Linked DNA regions of Homo sapiens: all the other regions are linked to region 3. Evidence: chromatin contacts called from ENCODE Hi-C data. All regions are on one chromosome and are shown on one strand. The core of a region is the stretch at or near the end of the contact, and the rest is flanking DNA. Distances in the headings are between cores, read along the strand shown.

Region 1 (3,043 bases), core at 118-2,617, 410 kb before region 3:
CAGTACAGTCACATGCTATACGGGTTTGTTGCCTAGGAGCAATAGGCTATATAGCCTAGATATGTAGTAGGCTATACCATCTAGGTTTGTGTACATTTACGTACATTCTATGATGTGATGTTTGCACAACGACAAAATCATGTAACGCTTTTGTCAGAACACATCTCCATCATTAAGGAACGCATGACTGTATCTCTATTTAGCTGTAGAACCATGGATGCCACATAACCTTCAAATCTCACCATTGGCCTATGTGTCTCAGAAAAACATAAGTAAATAATTCTAATGAATATTCAGTTCATTGTTCAATGTACCTTACATTTTTAGTATCCTCCACAATATTCAAAATGACATTGGACTATTTAAAAAATCGTTATGCAAAAATCTAAAATTACCTAAGATGCAGTCACTTAACCAAGCAAAGATATCATTCAGAGTGGAATAATCAAAATGCATTTTGTATATACAAAGTCAGTGGAATCTGTTTTACTTACCACAGTTTCTTAATGATAAGGTTTTCTTAATATTGCCAATCTTTTCATTAACATGAGAGCATAATTGTTCCAGATCTGACGAGGCCATCCTTTAAGCCTCTGAAGAAAAAAACATAAACATATTCGTAACAAGAAAAGCCACACAAATTTCTGTTCACTTTCGAAATCCAAGAATGGTCAATGTCAAGTAAATCACATGTCTTTGAAGGTTAAGCACAAAAATTCAAGAGCAATTTCTTTCATTTCTACAACATTCAGTTTCTAACCACGGTACCGTACTGACTTGTCTTAGAGCCTTAGGCCATCGATGGATCCCAAACCAGGGGAAAGAGGATAAGCCTGGGTCCTTTCCTTAAGGATTCAGGAGGACAAACGCACTATTTGTATATAAAGACAACATTGGTATTTTCTTTAAACACGCAAAATAAGGACACATTTTTTAAAAATGTGTTACACTGTCAAAGAAATGGGCCCAGGTAATCATTTTTCCTGTGCTGTGAGGGGTTGGGGCTTTACAGTTTGGGATCGGTAAGGAGGCCGAGAAATGGGAAAGAACCAGTTTCCCACCCACTCCGCCGGTGAGAGAGAAGGGGAGGGTCTAAAGCATCCAACCCAGCCTCCAGCCCCGTCCTCCCCCAAGCCCGGCGCGGTCCGCGGCCCCCAGCTGCCAAGCAGCTACCTCGGGCGCTTCCAAAGGCAGGGTCCCCAACACACAGACTCCAACCTCAAGTCCGTCCGGGAGCAAAAGGCTACTCGCCGCTGGGTCTCCAGCTGCGGATACCGCAGTCTCCGTTGGAAGCCCAGGATGGTGAGACGGGACTCTGTAAGCAAAATTCAAACCGCCCGCCGCGCCCTAGCGCAGCGCAGGCGCACATCCATGCTTCCGAAGCGCAGGCTCAGCCGCTGTTCCCGGTTTGCGTCATCCGGGGCCACAGCTGGGCGGGAAGGAGGGGTGGCCGAGCCGGGGAAAGGCGGGGCGACGGCGAAGGCGGGGCTTCCGGACGAAAGGGTAACCCGGAGGTGCTCTTTCCGCGCTAACCAGTCTGGGGAGATTTCAGCAGGTCATGCAGTCTTGACCGCAGCCCAGCCAGGGACCTGGCGTCACCAAGTCCTGGTCTTTGACATTTGCTGCACCTTAGAGTCACCAGGGGCAGCTATTACAAGTCTCAGTGCCTAGAGTACACCCCAAGTCGGTGAAATCAGACACTGGGGAAATGAGGCACAAGCCTTAGTATTTATAAAAACACCCCAGAAAATTCCAAAGAGCAGCTAAGTTTGTGTGGAAGAAACAGTGACCCTGTCTTCTGGGTCTTAGACAGCCTCTGTAAGTGTTCCCGGGCCAAACCAGGGGTTGGGCTGCTTATTCTCATGATGAACTGGGAAAGAAGAGTTTATTTCGGTAACCGGGTACAGGGAAAAGGCCTGGAAAATATCGCCAAATCGATTCAAAATTACAAAGTTTTCCAGAGCTTATATACCTTCTAAACTATCTGTCTACATGTAAGTGTGCATGTGTGTAAAGACGTAAATGATTAACTGTTTCTAATCTATAACTAAGATCAGTCCTAAGGAAGGTCTTTATTTAAGTAAATTTACTTAATCTAGATGGCTGCAGGTGCCAGAGGTGATTACCCTTATCTTGTCTCCTGCTAAATCATGAAGGTTTGGGCAGTTCCTTCAGACCCCCGATAAACTTGTTTGTGGAGGTCTGGGGGAGTTTCTTCAGACCCCCAATAAAAACTTGTTTAATCTTGAACAGGTCCTGTTAAGAATTCCTTCTTTATTTTCTCATGCTTCAAGGACCAGGAAAGGCCTGGGCAAAACTCTTGGTGGGCTTTTGTTACATACCAGCCTTTCTATAAAGACACTGGCTCTTTCAGCTTTTAATATTTAACTTAACTAGTGCTGAAACAGTGGTTACGGAGGCCTGTCTGTTCAGCTGTTAGTGAGACCTGGCCTGCCACTTAAGAGCAAATATAAATTTAAAATAAGAAAAACAAAAGTTTAATTCTCCCTGTTGAAAAGGAGGGAAAAGCACCCAAGGCTGGAGTGGTGGCACCGCCAGGTTCTGTCCATCCCTTGGCTCCACTGCGCTATTATTATGCACTTGGACCTTCAGGCTGCCAGCCCCTGTCCTCAGGTCTTTCTCCCAGGCAGCAGAAACGAGCAAGAGGCATGTGTAATAGGCTTAACTGCCAACAGAACCAGCACTTTGAGAGCGTTGTGCTGGAAGCCACACCCAGTGGCTTCCATCTGCTTCTCACTGGTCACTCCCATCTGCGAAGGAGACTGAAAAAAATCTTTTGTAAAAAATGTAATCTGGACAGTTACTTTCACTCATGTCCGTATGAAGAGACCACCAAACTGGCCTTTGTGTGAGCAACAAGGCTGTTTATTTCACCTGAGTGCAGGCGGGCTGAGTCCGAAAAGACAGTCAGCTAAGGGAGATAGGGGTGGGGTCGTTTTATAAGATTTGGGTAGGTAAAGGAAAATTACAGTCAAAGGGGGTTGTTCTCTGGCAGGCAGGGGTGGGGGTCACCAGGTGCTCA
Region 2 (3,332 bases), core at 313-2,812, 390 kb before region 3:
TCAGGAGGCTGAGATGGGAGGATCGCTTGAGCCCAGGTGGATGAGGCTGCAGTAAGCCATGATGGTGTCACTGCACTCCAGCCTGGTTGACAGAGAAAGACCCTGTCTCAAACAAATAAATAAATAACAAAAGAAAAAGAAAAAAAAAATTCTCCACCATCCCTGGATTCACTTGTATTTCCTATGAGCTAAGCCTGGGCTCTTCCTGGTGATGGATTGAACTTATCTTTGCATTGAGGAGATATTGTTTTTAAAAATCATGAGCTCTAAAGGAAAGGTTTTTGTGTTCAATACACTCTGTAAGAAATGAATAAGAATGTTCAGATAATCTTTATGTAGGTCCTTAAGAGTTAAGCTTTGAGTAGAGAGGCTGTTTCTTGATGATGCCAAAAGGATGAAGTATTACCATAAAGCAGAACACGTTATCTCTGAGTGCTATCAATAAAGCTCCATCCAAATCATAGCTTACTTAGAATGCTGAATATTTGTCATCTTCCTCAAACGTGAGAAAACAGATTTTGGCTTTATTGTAATGCTGGCTGGAAGGTTTACTTGCCACATGGCCACAAGGTGGCAGGGCAGTGCCATTCTTCTGGAAGCCACCAGAAAAACGCAGCTAGGACTACGTGGCCACAGGTAGGAAGTCAGCAGTGCTCTTCAAGTTTATGAAGTTGAACTTTCGCTCTCTTTTTAAGCACTCCCTTTTTCTGAAAATCAAAGTAGCACATGTTTTTAATTGAAAATGTTATCCTGGGCAACATAGTGAGACCCTGACTTTATAAAAAATTTAAAAATTAGCCAGCTGTGGTGGTACACACCTGTAATCCCAGCTACTCAGGAGGCTGAGGCACGAGAATCACTTGAACCCAGGAGGTGGAGGCTGCAGTGAGTAGAGATTGTGCTGCTGCACTCCAGCCTGAGTGACAAAGAGAGACCCTGTCTCAAACACACACACACACACACACACACACACACACACACACAGAAAAATATAAAGAATAAAACAAAAAATTCATTATCCCACCACTCAGAAACAAACATGGGATGTGTAGACCATTCCCAGCCTTCTCTGCCAATGCCACCTGCTTAGGATACCCCTCTCTCACCTGCTCTGCAACACCCCTCCTGCCTTATCTCTCTCACTTCCTCACTCTGCCTAACGTGCCTCTCCCCATCTTTCTTCTTAACACTCACTACTATTTCACAGCAGTTGTCACTGCCTCCTCTGCTAGTCCGTGAGCACCATGTGGGCAGATAGCTTGTCCTGTCAACCCCTACCACCAGGAGCAGCAGTCCCAGGATGTCAACCCACTGCATTGCAGAACTGTCTATTTCTCCCTTCAAGTCTGTCATTTTTTTGGCTTCATACATTTTGGAGTTCTGTTGTTTGGTGCATGTCTCAGTCCCTTTTGTGTTGCTATAAAAGAATACCTGAGACTGGGTAATTTATAAAGAAAAGAGTTTTATTTAGCTCATGGTTCTGCAGGCTGAGGATCTCAATGGCATGACCCTGGCTCTGGCAAGGGCTTCTGTGCTGAGTCACAACATGACAGAGAAGGGCAAAGAGGAAGCAGACGTGTGAAGAAAGAGAAACATGAGGGGTGACCTGGCTTTGTAACAACCACACTTGTAGAAACTAATCAATTCCTGTGAGAACTAATCCAGATCCAGTCTTAAAATAGGAAGAACTCACTGACTATCTTGAGAACAGCACCAAGCCATTCATGAGGGATCTGCCCTTATGACCCAAACACTTCCCACTAGGCCCCACCTCCCAACACTACCACATTGGGAATCAAGTTTCAACACGAGCTTTGGCAGGAACAACAACAACAGCAAAACCATGCCCAAATCATAGCAGTGCATATATGTTTATTATTGTTACATCTTCTTGATAAATTGACCCTTTATCAATGAATAGTGAATTTGCTTGTCTTTTGTAATTTTAACTTCATGTCTATTTCATCTGATATTAGTGTAGTTATACCAGCTCTGTTTTGGCAACTATTTGTGTGGAATATCATTTTCTGTCTGTTTATTTTCAGCCTATTTGTATCTTTGGACCTAAAGTTAGTCTCTTGTGGGCAGACAACATGCTTTTATTTTTTAATCCATCCTGCCAGTTTTTGTCTTTTAACTGGTGAGTTTCAGTTATTTATATTTAAAGTGATTACTGATAAGGAAAGATTTACTTTTGCTACTTTGCTCTTAGTTTTATATATTTGTTATGTTTTCCCCCCAATTCTTTCAATATTGCTTTCTTGTTTAATTGATTTTTTTCTAATACAAAGTTTGGATTTCCTCCTAATTTTCTTTTCTGAATATTTAAAAATTATTTTCTTAGGAGCTGCCATGTACTTTCAATTAACATCCTAACTTTTTTTTAAAATAATCAATAGTTATCTCTCTGTATCTATGGAAGGTTGGTTCCAGGACCTCCCTTGGACCCCAAATCCTCAGATGCTCAAGTCTATATATAAGATGGTGTAGTATTTGCATATAATGTACACACATCTTCCTGTATACTTTAAACCATCTCTAGATTACTTACAATGCCTAATAAAATGTAAATGTTATATGAATAGCGGTTATGCTGTACTATTTTTCAAATCCATATGATTTCTAGTCATATTATCTGTGTTGATTTTTTTCAAATATTTTTGACCTTTGGTTGGTCAAATCCTCAGGTACAGAATGTGCAGGTACTGAGAAATAATTACAATTATTATCATTATGAAGAAATTTCAATACTGTAATTGAAATTTGTATCAGGTTAGCTTTAATAATATACAAAAACTCTGCTCCTATACAGCTGTCTCTTCCTAAATTACATCTTTATACATTGTCTCCCATTAACACATATTTATAATAATTTTATGCATTTGTCTTTTAAATTATATATGAAACAAAAAGAAAATTTACAAGGCAAAAACATAATAGTGGCTTTTGTATTTACCAATGTAGTTACCTTTACCAGAGTAGTTCTTTAAGGAAAAGAAAAAAGAAAGAAAGAACTACTCTGGTAAAAGTAACTACATTGGGTTTTTTGTCTGTCTGTTTGTTTGTTTTTTAGGCAAGGACTTGCACCCAGGCTGAACTACAGTAGCATTGCATGATCTTGACTTACTGCAGCCTCAACTTCACAGGCTCAAGCAATCCTCCCACTTTAGCCTCCAAAGTAGCTGGGACCACAGGGATGTGCTACCATGCCTGGTTAATTTTTCTATTTTTTGCAGAGATGGGGTCTCCCTATGTTGCCCAGGCTGGTCTTGAACTCCTGAGCTCAAGTGATCCTCCCACCTCAGCCTCTCAAAATACTGAGATTATAGGCA
Region 3 (3,421 bases), core at 382-2,881:
TAGCTCAAGAGGGCTCTAAAGCCAGGCTCCACCTTCCCGAATTGTTCTGAGGTGGCCCTTTGGAGTGTGCCTGGAGCCTGACACCACTGTGTGCTTCCAAGGCTCAGATGAAGTTCCATGTTCTCTCTGTCCATGCCAGTACTCCCACACTATGTGGCAGTCCAGGTCTCACTAACGCAGGCCTCTATAGCAACTGTTTCAGTACTGAGTGAGTGGTTAAGTTAAATATTAAAAGCTAAAAAAGTCAGTGCCCTCATACAAAGGCTGGAATGTAACAAGAGCCCACCAAGAGTCTTGCCTAGGCCCTTCCTGGGCCTTAAAGCATGACAAAATAAGGAATGAATTCTTAACAGGACCCGTTTAAGATTAAACAAGTTTTATTGTGGGTCTGAAGAAACTCCCCAGGCCTCTAGAAACAAGTTTATTGGGGGGCCTGAAGGAACTCCCCAAACCTCCGTGATTTAGCAGGAGACAAGATAAGGGTAATCACCCCAGCACCCGGACCCATTTAGATTAAGTAAATTTACTGAGGCTCCAGAGGAAAGTCTTCAAGACTCAGATCTTAGTTATAGATTAGAAGTTAATCACTTATGTCTTTGGATGAATGCACACTTACATGTAGACATACAGCTTAGAAGGTATATAAGCTCTGAAAAACTTTGTAATTTTGAGTTGGGCTGGCGATAATTTCCAGGCCTTCTCCCTGTAACTGGTTGCAGAAAGTAAAAACTCTTTTCCTCCCCAGCTCATCTGCATCTTGTTATTGGGCCACGAGAATAAGCAGCCCGACCCTCAGTTTGGTTTGGGAACACTATGGCCTCATTGTCTTTTAAAAGCCTACAACACATACAATTTCTATTCCTTGGGGAGGCTCTCATGTACTAGTTTCCTGTCATCTGCCCAGTAGCTCTTCTGGGCAGGGACTGTGACTTGCTCATCTTTACAGCCTTCATAGTTTGGGACAGTTGGCTGTTAGGTTGGGAGAGGATCGCCATACAGTGGATGTTTTCCTGTCCTGCATTGGAGTTTCAGGCCTGAAGACGAGCTGGGAATTGGAGCATTTGGCAAACTGAGTGGATTTAGGTCCTCAAGAAGAATAACTGACCTTCGCCTTGGGGTGTGAACAGTGCCTGGGATTGTGTTCTGTCTAAAAAAACTAGTCCTGGGTGGGGGCATCTAGGCACAGAGAAGCACCTGAGCGGAATGCAGGCCCCACCATTCCAAGGTACAGCCAGCATCCCGAGGTTGTTCAGTAAAGAGATCAGAAGGGTTGGCCTCTCTGACAGACCCAGGGTGGCCTTGTGAGATTTTATAGGCTTCAAGATGGAAAGGGACCTTGAAAGGATGTCTGGATCATTTCTCTGACCTCAATGCATGATGGCCCTGCTTTTAAAGGCTTCTCCAGGGAGAATTTCTCCATGTTATATTTTCTGTGTGACTTCTAATAATCATTCCCTGGAAGCTATCGTCTGTATCTAATCTGTAGTCCATCTTTTCAGTCTACCAAAGGCAGAATGCTGGAGAGTGAGCTTTATAAATTGGAAAGACCAGGCTGAGCTAGGAGATTTTAGTTCCTTTGACCTGTGCCAGGGGAACGTAGAGTTTCCCAATCTTCAAAGCATCTCACTGCCTCTCTGTTCTCTCTCCAGGTCATGGAGTGAGAGATTCAAGGAGGTTGATCATTAACTTAGTGACTAATTGACTTTTTATTGCAGTTTCACTTTCCAACGGACACTACCTTATTTGTAGAGGCATCTGTGTCCCTTACTACACTCTGAAGTTAAGGTAGAATGAGAAGGAAATTGTATACTTTTCGACTATGAAAATAGAAATGGAAACAGTGTGATCATTGTGCCATCGAGAGACCAGATGCCACATTTCAGCATCGATTCTTACTCTATGTTTTGACCTTCCTCCGGCCCAAGGATTCTGGTTTAAATATTTTCAACACTGATTTTACAAGAGAAATTCAGTTCTCTTTAGCATATAAATTTCTTTGTGACACTTTAATGTTGTGAACTATAAATTGATTCATTGTGTTTATTTTAAAAAGTCTTCTCTGTTGATGGGAGGAATTACTATAAATATAATTCCATTGTAAAGGAAAAGTTACCCAATCTCCCCAACTGTGGCTTTCTGAGGTCTGTCATTTTAGATGTTTCCCCAAGCTGCCCGAGCCCCTCATTCATTTCTGGGCCTCCGGCATTTAAGTAATTATGCTAGATGGCACAGGAATTGTTACCAGATAATATCTTAGAAATAGGAAAATTACAAGCTAATTTCAGTCCATCTCAAATTAATGAGAATGTTCTTTGTGGAGTGCTACCAGTGTAAACCTTTAGAAAATGACAAGTCTGAGATATTTAAATCCTCTGTGGAGCTTAGCACAGCTCTGCCAGCACACCCAATTGCTATTATCTGGCCAATTGCTGGGGTGGCTCTTTTATCTCCCACCTAGGTTTTATTAATTCAATTTCCTCTGGGGCTTGGCTGCCATCAGCAGCTTCTCTCAGGGTGGAGGATCGGGGAAGGCAGTAAGGTTCTAAGGGACATAGCTCAGTCTTTAAGACTATCATCTGGGCTGGAAGGGCCCCAATTCAAGGCAGTGACTGGCAGACACAGTGCTTCTCCTGCTTGGTCTGGAGTGCACAGGGGTGGCCTCCTTCATCCCAGCATACACTTTACATCTTTGATCTTGTTTTTTCAACCTAGAATTATTTCTCACACGTGGGCATGGCCAAAGGCTGTGCTTTAATGTGGTTTGTCTCCAAGCAGTTGACTCATTTAATCTCTAAATGATTTCCTACTCCTCCTGATGGGGGAGGTGAGCACCAGGGTGGGAGAAGCCTGATGTATTCTGGGCACCGGCCCGGCCCCTTTGGGTATCTGATGCCTCTATCTGTGGTGTTCCCTCTGCACAGGTGCTATCTCTCCACCACCACCATCCTCAGCCCCCATCAGGGCCAGCTGCAACATTTCTCTCTGGGGTGGTACTGAGGGACTATGCTCTATTTGGAAGGGCTTGCATGACACTTTGTATGTATGACACTGAGAAAATTTAGTTGTACTGAAGAATGGAAAGGGTAGAGACATGGAGTGGGCTGAATGGAGCCTGTGTCCATCGCTATTACCTCGTTGGTATTACTGGCCCTTTCCCATTCACTATGAGCTCAAATACCTCCTTCTAGGACATCATCCTCCATATTCACAGCCCTTCCACCTCATCTGTTTTTCCTTTTTCATGAAACTTCTCCTCCTCTCTGAATTAAGACTGTGGTCTCAGAAATCAGACTGTCTGGGTTCACACACTGCCTCTGCCTACCGACTCTCTGGCCTTGGGCAGCACAGCTTATTCAGTCTCCCTGCCCATCAGTTTCTTCAGCCACAGGATGGGATTAATAATAAGGCCTAACTCTTGGCT
Region 4 (3,410 bases), core at 674-3,173, 350 kb before region 3:
TTATCTTTTGAATATCAAAATTCTTTTATGTTAAAATGTTAATATCCTCAATATATTTTCTCTGATCTTGATTTATAATTTTCATAATTTTTTCACCTGGCCCTTCTGAGATCTTATGATCTTGATTCTTTTATTTTGTTCAGTTCCACTCTTAGCATGGCAATTTCATTCTGTAATATGTCCTTTTTGTACAATAGATATTTTTCCTTTTCCTTGCCTTCAGAAATCTCAGAATTCTTAACGTTTTAAGTGGATAATTTCTATTTCTTTCTGCTTGCAAAGTGATGGCTGAAAATTTCATTCTGGTAGTTTTAAAAAATGGCCTCAAACTCTTTGAATCCCTTCCCATCAAGAGGTTGGTCTGTTTCTCTTCACCTTGAATGTTCGTGAGTTTCTGACTGCTTTGACCACTGAGTATAGTAGAAGTGATGCTATGTGACTTCCAATGCTAGCTCATAAGAGGCTATACAGCTTTTGACTTGCTCACACATACACACAGTAGCCCTAAGCCGCCATATAAAACTATGACTACTCCAAAGTCACTATGCTGTGATGAAGTCCAATCTACATTGAGAGGCCATATGTAACTCTTGTCATTGACAGCACACACTTTACTGTGTCATTAAAGCACACACTTTACTGGTCATTATAGCACAGGGACCAGACATAAGTGGAGAAGCAACTAGGTGATTCAGGCCTAAGCCATAGGAGTCATGCCCAGCAATTTGTCTTCCCAGATGAAACTTCAGATTTCCAGTGATTTTAGCACTGTTGTCAAAAATCAATTGACCGTAGATGTATGGGTTTATTTCTGGACTCTCAATTTATTCCATTAATCTATATGTCCAGCCTGATGCCATTACCACACTGTTTTGATACATACAGCTTTTTTTTTTTTTTTTTTTTTGAGACAGAGTCTCATTCTGTTGCCCCGGCTGGAGTGGAGTGGTGCGATCTTGGCTCACTACAGTATCCACCTCCCAGGTTCAAGTGATTCTCCTGCCTCAGCCTCCTGAGTAGCTGGGATTACAGGCACCCGCCATCACACTCAGTAGTTTTTTCTATTTTTAGTAGAGATGGGGTTTCACCATGTTGGCCAGGCTGGTCTTGAACTCCTGACCTCAGGTGATCTGCCCACCTCGTCCTCCCAAAGTGCTGGGATTACAGGCATGAGCCACCACACCCGGCCTGCTAGTACTCTTTTTCTGAGTACTCTTTTCCTCTGCCTTCATGAAAATATCTTTCACATCACTAAAAACAAGGCTGTACTCAGGTTTGTATATAAAAGTATTTTCAAATTAATTAATTAATTGAAACATTTATCAAGTGTTGCATCAATTTACTTAATCTTGAGGGTAATTAATTGCTTGAAAGGAATTATGATGTCTAATGTTTGCATAAAGTCTCTCATTATAGGATCTATTCTTGTTATATAATCAGACCCAGCTAAAGAGAAAGAAGGCAATTATCTCAGAAACTCTGCAGGAAACTTATTAAATGGGCTCATACCAATGAGGCAGGGAACTTAACTTCTGTCTTTTGACAATTTCAATGTACCACACAATTTTAATATTGAGACTACAACAGTGAAACGAATAAACTTGTGAAGAAATAAAGCCACCTGTGGGAACAGATATTTCACAAGGTGCAGCAAAAACTGCCTTAAATGAACAAGCAAATGTTGTTGGTACATGTTCTTCTAGAATAATGACATATACCTAAGTGTGAAAAGGCAATGCTGCAGCAAAAATTTGTGTTTCTCTAGTGTTCCTTCCATTCAGGTAATATAGGGGGAGGAGAGAAGGCTTGCTATGATTAGTTGACTCTATTCTTGCCTAACTGCTTAACACAGTATCTCCGTGTGGTGTCCTTGCTTGAGTACACATGTGTGGTTTCCTCCTGCCAATTTCTGAAAGCATTTGTAAGGTTTCAGTAACCTAGCCCTTAATGTACGAAAAATAATGACCAATTACTTACTGAGCTCCACTGAATAAGTCTACTTATTGCAGACTAAGTGTCTACATTCCTTGTCTCTAATTCTGTCATCAATCTTATAAGACAGAGATTCACCCCATATTACAGATGGGGAAACTGAGGTTCAGAAATGTTGCATTATCAGACCAAGGTTCCACATCTGACAAATGGTAAAGTCAGAATTTGAATGGAGGAGTCAGTTTCCCTGGCTCCAGTGCTTGTGTTTCATCTGTGACGTCATGATGCTGCCGCCCAGCTGCACTCCCAGACATCCCCTCGTTTCACAGACTTTTAATGACTCTCAAATAGTCACTCTTAATTTGAATCTTTTCTGTTCATTCTAGATCTTTAATAATTCTGACTTTGAAAAAAGATTAGGTAAATACACAGCTGCACCACACTTGTCCACCATCTGGAAAAAAAATGCCATGCTCTGAGAAATTTTAACGTAAGATTCTTAACACAGAAACACAATTTAATTGACATAATGAACTTCAAGAATAAAAAGATATTTGTGCAAGCTTTAAAGCAAGAAAGAAAAAATATCATGCACAATAGAAAAATCAGGCTAGTCAAAAATTTCTTCACAGCAATATTTCTGCTCAATATTTTACTTGAAAGACTTCAAACTTGCAGAAAAATGGAATACTGCTACTACATAGAACACCAAGATTTACCAACTAATATTTTCCTCATTTGTTTATCTCTATCTATGTATGGATTAATCACTTTTTTATTTTTGTATTCTCATTTTCTTTGAAAATTTTGTTCTCAACCATTTGAAGTTAGGATGCAAATATCACAACACTTCACATTTTTGTTGAAATGTTTCTACTTATGGGAAGATGAAATGTCCAACCCAAACAATGAATGAAAGATATCTTAAATTCTGACTACCTATAATGTGAGCTGGATGCCAGAGAGGCTCAGAGGTAATTGGAAATTAGAGCATTGGCCTCTTATTTAAACAATATAGGTGAATCAATGTAGGAGCTTTATGGTAGGAAATTTCTCCAATATTTAGTAATAAGAGATTTATAAGACTTGAAAGCATGAGTTAATCTATTTGAAGAAAAAGGAGTACATATCTCAGTCAGAATTCCAGCAAAATGTGCAGATAGTATTTAGGGAAAGCAATAAGCAATAGTAGGTTCCCTACAGTTTGCAACACCAGGGAACTATTACTACATCTAGCCTGGAAGGCAATGTTTATGGAAACCTATTGAGAACAGCTGTATGGGAGAGGGCCATCTGAGAGGAGCTGTGAAATTTGCTAGGGTACTTGGTAACCCATAGAGAATCGACAGGGAAAGATCTGGGACAGTAAGCACCCTCCCTCATTCACTTCCCAGGACAGCAACCACCCTCCCTCATTCACCTCCCAGTCTCTAGGTCTCCTGGTGATCCTCCCCAGTGATTAAACCAGCTGTAAGCCA
Region 5 (3,090 bases), core at 247-2,746, 320 kb before region 3:
GACTGTGTGGTCATTGCAGTTTGGACCAATTCAAAGGTTCGAGGCAAGTTCCTGTTGTGTTTTAATTTTGTTTTGTTTGTTTTCCTTTTTGCAAGTTTGCAGGGAGTCCATAGAATGGCTTCCAGGCGGGCCAGGCACGCGGTGGTTCACGCCTGTAATCCCGGCACTTTGGGAGGCCGAGGCGGGCGGATCACCTGAGGTCGGGAGATCCAGACCATCCTGGCCAACACGGTGAAACCCCATCTCTACTAAACATACAAAAAAAATCAGACGGGCATGGTGGTGCATGCTTGTAATCCCAGCTACTCGGAAGGCTGAGGCAGGATAATCGCTTGAACCCGGGAGGCGGAGGTTGCAGTGAGCTGAGATCGCGCCATTGCACTCCAGCCTGGGCAACAAGAGTGAAACTCCGTCTCAAAAAATAAGTAAATAAATAAAAATAAATAAATAAATACATAATAAATAATAAATAAAATAAATAAATAAATAAATAAATAAATAAATAAAGCCTGGCTTCCAGGCTCCATCTTACAGCTGTTAACCAGAGTTACACCTGGTATATCACATTTGTATATTTGTAAATTTGTATATCACATTTCACAAGAAATAATCAGGGATGAGCATACAGATCTATGTTTAAGAATGTTCGTTGCAACTTTATTTAGAATAATATTTGAAAATGTTCTAAATGCTAAACAATAAAGAAATGGATAAGTAAACTGTGTTTAGGCTTATTGTGCAGCTTATAGAACTAAAATAAGATTTGATATTAGTTTAAGAATTGTTTTTAAATAAAAATAAAATAAATAGAAGCCGAACCGTGCCAGGCCTGGCAGAAGAATGACAAGTGGGAGGAGTAAAAGCCGGAAAGAGTGGTGGCAGGTGAAGTCGGAGACGACAGAGGAACTGGTTTCCTCCGCCCCGCAAGGCACACAGCCTGCCGACGCCCCATTAATACATGTGGAAGGGGAAAGAGACTGAATGGAGGAATGAATACAACTTGATCCAGGTCGTGCTTCGGAAGCGGTCACTTTACCTGTGAACCTCTCTGCCTGACAAACGGGCAATGTACGGAATCAACCACCAAGATGGCGGCGCCCGTGAAGAATCCGCAATTAGGTCGCCGTCATATGTCGCCTAGGAACGTACGGAATTCGACCCACGTACGGAATCGGATTCCAAGATGACGGCATCTATGAGGAAGTCACGCAGTAGGTGCAGCCATGTTGCCTGTACGTCGAGGCCGTACAAGCAGCCGCCGTACGGACTCTACTGACAAGGTGGCGGCGCCCTCGGGAAAGCCACATTAGAGCGCGGCCATGTTCCCGGCGAACATATGGATTCGGCCACCATACGGATACGATAAGCAAGATGGCGGCGCCTGAGGGGTCTTGGGGGCTCTAGGCCGGCCACCTACTGGTTTGCAGCGGAGACGACGCATGGGGCCTGCGCAATAGGAGTACGCTGCCTGGGAGGCGTGACTAGAAGCGGAAGTAGTTGTGGGCGCCTTTGCAACCGCCTGGGACGCCGCCGAGTGGTCTGTGCAGGTTCGCGGGTCGCTGGCGGGGGTCGTGAGGGAGTGCGCCGGGAGCGGAGATATGGTAAGTAGCGGGTCCAGGGAGGGGTTCGGCGGTGGAGGTCGGTCGGTTGGCAACAGTGGGGTCTGTCGGCCGACTCAGGGGTCTGTGGTGAGCCATAACCGGAGTCTGTGGACTGAACGGCGGGAGTCTATGGGCAGAATGATGAACCATCTGGGAGTTCTATGGTGAGCCACGGTGGGGGGCTCCTTAATAGAAGTTTAGTGGGGACTCCGTGTGGCAGTTCCGTGGGAAACCATGATCGGGGGTTCTTAGGGCAGAGGGATAAGCGGGTTGTAAGGAGTCACATTGAGTGGTCTGTAGTGAGCCGTGACGAGGAGTCCGTGTCCGGGTATCCGTGGACAGCCGCGACTGGGGGTGGGTGCGGGTGCCAGGTGGGTCTATGAGATAAACAGGGAGGGGTGCGTGGAGAACCGCGATGGGAAGTCCGCAGTGAGTTACGCGGGGTCTGTGAGGCGCCACGATGGAGGGTCGCCATGACCCATTAGCGAGTGTGGACGCAGGGAGCGGGTGTCGGTGGGTGCGTGATGGGAAGTATGGAGCAGAGTAATAGGATGTCAGAGGAAGGGATGGGGGTCAGTGGGGACTGTGATGGAGAGGTTTTTTGGGGGCCCCGATGTGAAATCTGCAGGCAGAGTGGGGATCCCTGCTGACCACGGTGGAGTTGTAATGGGGGGATGAGCCGCCACGGTGGGGGCTGCTTAAGGATCCGTAATGGGGGTGTCCTGCAGGAGGGAGATGGTTCAGACCCAGAGCCTCCAGATGCCGGGGAGGACAGCAAGTCCGAGAATGGGGAGAATGCGCCCATCTACTGCATCTGCCGCAAACCGGACATCAACTGCTTCATGATGTGAGCGCGGGAGAGATGGGCGGGGCTGACACTGGCAGGGTGGGGTGAGGCCGATGGGCCGCGCCCCTCACATCTCCATCGCCTGCCCCATCCTCTGCAGCGGGTGTGACAACTGCAATGAGTGGTTCCATGGGGACTGCATCCGGATCACTGAGAAGATGGCCAAGGCCATCCGGGAGTGGTACTGTCGGGAGTGCAGAGGTGAGGGCCATGGATGGACAGGGAAGGCAGGTGGGGCTTCAAGGGAGGAGGAGGAGCCACAAGGGGGGGTTATGGGGATTAGTGATACACGTCTGTGGTGAGCTGGAATGGGGCTCCATTGTGAGTAATAGAAGATCCCACGGGAAGAGGCAGCTCTGCCCTGGACAGGGGTGCAGAGTAGGTGGGTGGGTCAGTAAGGGAGCGAAGAGGAAGAAAGAGGTTTTGGGACCATTCAAGCCATCCAGTGCTCACTCACTTTGGCCCTACTCTCTGCCCCACAGAGAAAGACCCCAAGCTAGAGATTCGCTATCGGCACAAGAAGTCACGGGAGCGGGATGGCAATGAGCGGGACAGCAGTGAGCCCCGGGATGAGGGTGGAGGGCGCAAGAGGCCTGTCCCTGATCCAGACCTGCAGCGCCGGGCAGGGTCAGGGACAGGGGT
Region 6 (3,290 bases), core at 393-2,892, 300 kb before region 3:
CGTTGGACTCGAAGATCAAAGAACCGCCCCTCTGGACACTCCAGGAAACCGAGACGACCACCTAATTTGTTTGTTTTCTGTTTCAGGCCACGTAAACTCTTAGTAAATGCAAATGCGTATTTTACTGAACTGCAATTGAAAGAACCGTTATAGAAAAGAACACAAAATGACAGAATTATTAAAAGAGAAGAAAAACATTATTTCGTGGCTGAAAAGCTGAACCAGCAATTCAGGAAATGGAATTCGTATTTAGAAACATACCACATACAAAATCCGAAGTGGGTGGTTTACAAATGATTAAGGAATGCTAATTTACAGTAAATTGCGTCCTTAAGAGGGCATACACATTAGTTGTACTTATTATATGTCAGTTTGACGTAGGTACTGATTTGTTGCATGTGCTCACAAGTGTTCTATGCTCACCCCCACTTTAGAATGGGAGTATCACAGTGTCATTCTTAATTGGCTTTTAGGTATTACCACCTTGCTCTTGACTGGAAATGCAACTGTGGTTACCACCTGTGCTGCAGGTCCGTCCTGGTTCCCTGATTTGTGTTTCCTGTTCTGCCTGGATCCTGATTCTCAGAAACCAGTTACTGGACTTCTGATCCACATCCTGACCCTGGTCCACTGTGACCCTCAGACTCTTAATTATGCTCCACCAGGTCGTGCCACTGCCCCACTAGTCCATTTGATCTGCCCCCATCCTAGGATATCCTGAGTCTAAGCCCTGGTTTCTGCCAATGGCAAATAGGAAGATTTTATTAACAGGTTTTAAAAAATTATTATTATTACTGGTTATTTGGTTTGACAAGGCACTTAGGCTCCCTGAGCTTTGCCTTAGCTGGAAAATAAGGATAGTATTACTTGCTATTCTATCAACCCTGTAAGATATTTGCGGCCACGCGCGGTAGCGCACCCTGTAATTCCAACACTTTGGGAGGCCGGCGGGAGGGGCAGTGGGGAGGATCGCTTGAACCCAGGAGCAGGAGTTCCAGCCTGAGCAACATAGCGGGACCCCCTGTCTCTTCAAAATTTGTTTTTAAATTAGCAGGGCGTGGTGGCGCAGGCTTTGTAGTCCCAGATACTCTGGAGGCTGAGGCCCAGGAGGACGAGGCTGCAGGGAGCCATGATCACGCCACTGCACTCCACCCTGGGCGACAGAGCGAGACCTTGTCTCAGAAAAAATCTGTGAGGTTAAAAGGCTGTGTGTGTGAAAATATCTTGGAAATTGTAAAGAACTACACAAATATAAGGTTTTCCTGTGATTATTACCGTCATCAAGATTAACCTACAGATAGTGCAAAATTTAAGCTTCCCAAAAAATGTTCGCTAACCTTTTTCATACTTTTAGACCATTACAAGATATAAATAGCAAAGTCAACTGGAATTGTAATTAGAGCTTTGATTTTTCTTGGGCTAGAGGTTTTTTCTGCCATTCTGATGAACCCTGGAGGAAGGGAGCAAGGTCGGCGGGATTTGGCCGAGGGGCGGGGTGAGGACTGCGCAGGCTCAGCTTCTCAGCTGGAAGAGGAAGTCCCGAGTGCAGGCGTCTGCGGCCCCCATGGTGACCAGACCGACTTCCGCCCGACCCGCCCACCTCTACCGGCCCCTAATCCCGCGAGGCGCACCATGGCAACCAGACTTCTGCGTCGCGGAAGCGGGTCCCGCAGGTCGCCACGGTTGGGGGAAACGCGGCGGACGCCGCCCCCGTCCCGAAGGGGACTCGAAAATGTACAGCCAGCGGTTTGGCACCGTACAGCGGGAGGTTAAGGGCCCCACCCCCAAAGTGGTGATCGTGGTAAGCACAGGATATGTCTGCCAGACCCTACAGCTTTCTCCATCTCTCCGCACTCCAGGCCTGGCCTATCCCACTTCGGCCCCCACCCGGGGCCTTCTCGAGGGGAACGGGTGTCGCCTGATGCAGTGGGTTGAATTTTGAAAGAAGGAAGATAAGGTCGCTCACCTATCTACCCCACCTCTCACCCACTCATCTCCCTCTGTTTTCATCCTTACAGCCTTTCATCTGCCCCCAAAGTTATAATATTTAGGTTCTGTTTTTGGAGAATCACCACTAGGGATCTTAGGGTTTTTCAGTCTCCAAGACACCGGAAGGATGTCTGTCCCCCATGCAGTGGCGAGTGTGTGTTATGGAAAGGGCACCCGGCCCAGAGACAGATCTGGGGGCAGGGCGGGCCTATGATTTGGAGCTGGTCTTTCACTCCTAGGAAAATCGTCTGAGGAAGGGGAATTAGGTTGTGAGTGGTTATAGCACCCAACGCCTTTCCTGTGCCAACTCAACCAGTAACCATTGCTGGACAGAAGTGTCCCTTCAGACCTGGGAAAAACTCAGGTGCCTGCCTCTAAGGCTGGAGTGGTAGTAGGCCAGGAAAATGTGCTTGCTGCAGAATTTGATGGTTCCTGCTGAGAACCTCAGACACTATTGGTCCATACATGTAGATTTTTTTGTTTCTACAAATTAGTTTCTACCCACCAGAAAACTAACATGTAGGCAGAGTTATTGCTTGAGCCCCTGCTGTGTGCGCAGTATTGTGGGAGATACAGGGGTGGATACAATGATCCTGGAAGGTTAACTCTTTATTGAAGCCTGAGCCCTCCCTTCAAGGAGCTTATACAAGTCAAGTATCCCTTATCTGAAATGCTTGGGACCAGAGATGTCTAGGATTTCAGATTTTTTTTTTGGATTTTGGAATACTTGCATATACATAATGCAATATCTTGGGGAGGGGACCCAAGTCTAAACACAGAATTTATTTATATTTCATTACCTCGAAGGTAATTTTATTTTCCCCTTGGGGATGCTGAATAAATATGTGTTGTTTGCTTGTGTTTTGACTGTGACCCCTTACATGAGGTCAGGTGTGAAATTTTCCACTTATGTCATCATGTGGGTGCTCAAAAAGCTTCAGATTTTGGAGCATTTCAGATTTCAGATTTTCAAATTAGGGGTGCTCAACTTGTAATCCAATTGCAAAAAAAAACTTAGGTAGAATGAAACCACTAAAGGTTAGCACGGTAAATAATGATGTGCTATATTGTCTGTGATGTCAGTTGATGGATGAAAGATCAGTGATACAGTTTTATTATGCTCCACAGTGCACATAGCAAACTTCAGTCAACCTATAGACCTGCTCCTTCTTTAGGTCCAAGTACTGTAAGATCTGGAGCTGGAAAGCAGTAGATGGGACACATAAGTAGGCTGTAGGGTTCAAGGTGATAATTATAAACACACTTCATGAAGGACAGAAGATCTACTTTGGGTTCTGTAT

What was found. A loop is a pair of places that touch in the nucleus more often than their neighbours do. Pooled maps may share reads with other maps.
Region 1: a map with no recorded cell type shows a loop between it and region 3 (6-fold over the local background). The contact joins the promoter of SKA1 here to the enhancer-like site in region 3. A Hi-C loop is called at or near these places in 6 of 37 single-sample maps with no recorded cell type and 4 of 50 pooled maps.
Region 2: a pooled map shows a loop between it and region 3 (3-fold over the local background). The contact joins two enhancer-like sites. A Hi-C loop is called at or near these places in 9 of 37 single-sample maps with no recorded cell type and 5 of 50 pooled maps.
Region 4: a loop to region 3 is called in a pooled map, with 7 times the contacts of the local background. The contact joins two enhancer-like sites. A Hi-C loop is called at or near these places in 8 of 37 single-sample maps with no recorded cell type and 4 of 50 pooled maps.
Region 5: a pooled map shows a loop between it and region 3 (4-fold over the local background). The contact joins the promoter of CXXC1 here to the enhancer-like site in region 3. A Hi-C loop is called at or near these places in 2 of 37 single-sample maps with no recorded cell type and 4 of 50 pooled maps.
Region 6: a loop to region 3 is called in a pooled map, with 4 times the contacts of the local background. The contact joins the promoter of CFAP53 here to the enhancer-like site in region 3. A Hi-C loop is called at or near these places in 16 of 37 single-sample maps with no recorded cell type and 4 of 50 pooled maps.

The regions. Positions count from the first base shown.
Region 1 is chr18:50,373,370-50,376,412 of GRCh38, reverse strand. It overlaps SKA1 (spindle and kinetochore associated complex subunit 1), which reads right to left and starts at 1,367. Exons shown (of 7, transcript NM_145060.4): 1 at 1,219-1,367; 2 at 495-593. The coding sequence starts at 582. LOC105372114 (a long non-coding RNA gene) reads left to right here and starts at 1,535. Exons shown (of 3, transcript XR_935466.3): 1 at 1,535-1,818. RefSeq lists a silencer at 2,580-2,874.
Region 2 is chr18:50,354,666-50,357,997 of GRCh38, reverse strand. It overlaps LOC105372114 (a long non-coding RNA gene), which reads left to right. Exons shown (of 3, transcript XR_935466.3): 2 at 2,046-2,140. Among named protein-coding and RNA genes, the nearest start is that of SKA1, 19 kb to the left of the region's middle. Within about 2 kb of position 1,562, at least 4 of the 41 ENCODE cell types and tissues checked have a DNase peak (open chromatin) inside an H3K27ac peak, as active enhancers do.
Region 3 is chr18:49,965,599-49,969,019 of GRCh38, reverse strand. All of the region lies in intron 10 of MYO5B (myosin VB), which reads left to right. Among named protein-coding and RNA genes, the nearest start is that of SNHG22, 150 kb to the right of the region's middle. Within about 2 kb of position 1,631, at least 2 of the 41 ENCODE cell types and tissues checked have a DNase peak (open chromatin) inside an H3K27ac peak, as active enhancers do.
Region 4 is chr18:50,314,089-50,317,498 of GRCh38, reverse strand. No RefSeq gene overlaps it. Among named protein-coding and RNA genes, the nearest start is that of CXXC1, 28 kb to the right of the region's middle. Within about 2 kb of position 1,923, at least 3 of the 41 ENCODE cell types and tissues checked have a DNase peak (open chromatin) inside an H3K27ac peak, as active enhancers do.
Region 5 is chr18:50,286,098-50,289,187 of GRCh38, reverse strand. CXXC1 (CXXC finger protein 1) reads left to right here and starts at 1,496. Exons shown (of 15, transcript NM_014593.4): 1 at 1,496-1,601; 2 at 2,330-2,448; 3 at 2,549-2,649; 4 at 2,931-3,090. The coding sequence starts at 1,599. RefSeq lists enhancers at 1,073-1,442, 1,553-1,642, 1,763-1,882, 2,703-2,752.
Region 6 is chr18:50,264,847-50,268,136 of GRCh38, reverse strand. CFAP53 (cilia and flagella associated protein 53) reads left to right here and starts at 1,642. Exons shown (of 8, transcript NM_145020.5): 1 at 1,642-1,801. The coding sequence starts at 1,733. It also overlaps a transcript of MBD1 not described here. RefSeq lists enhancers at 1-50, 1,677-1,746, 1,917-2,046, 1,393-2,238.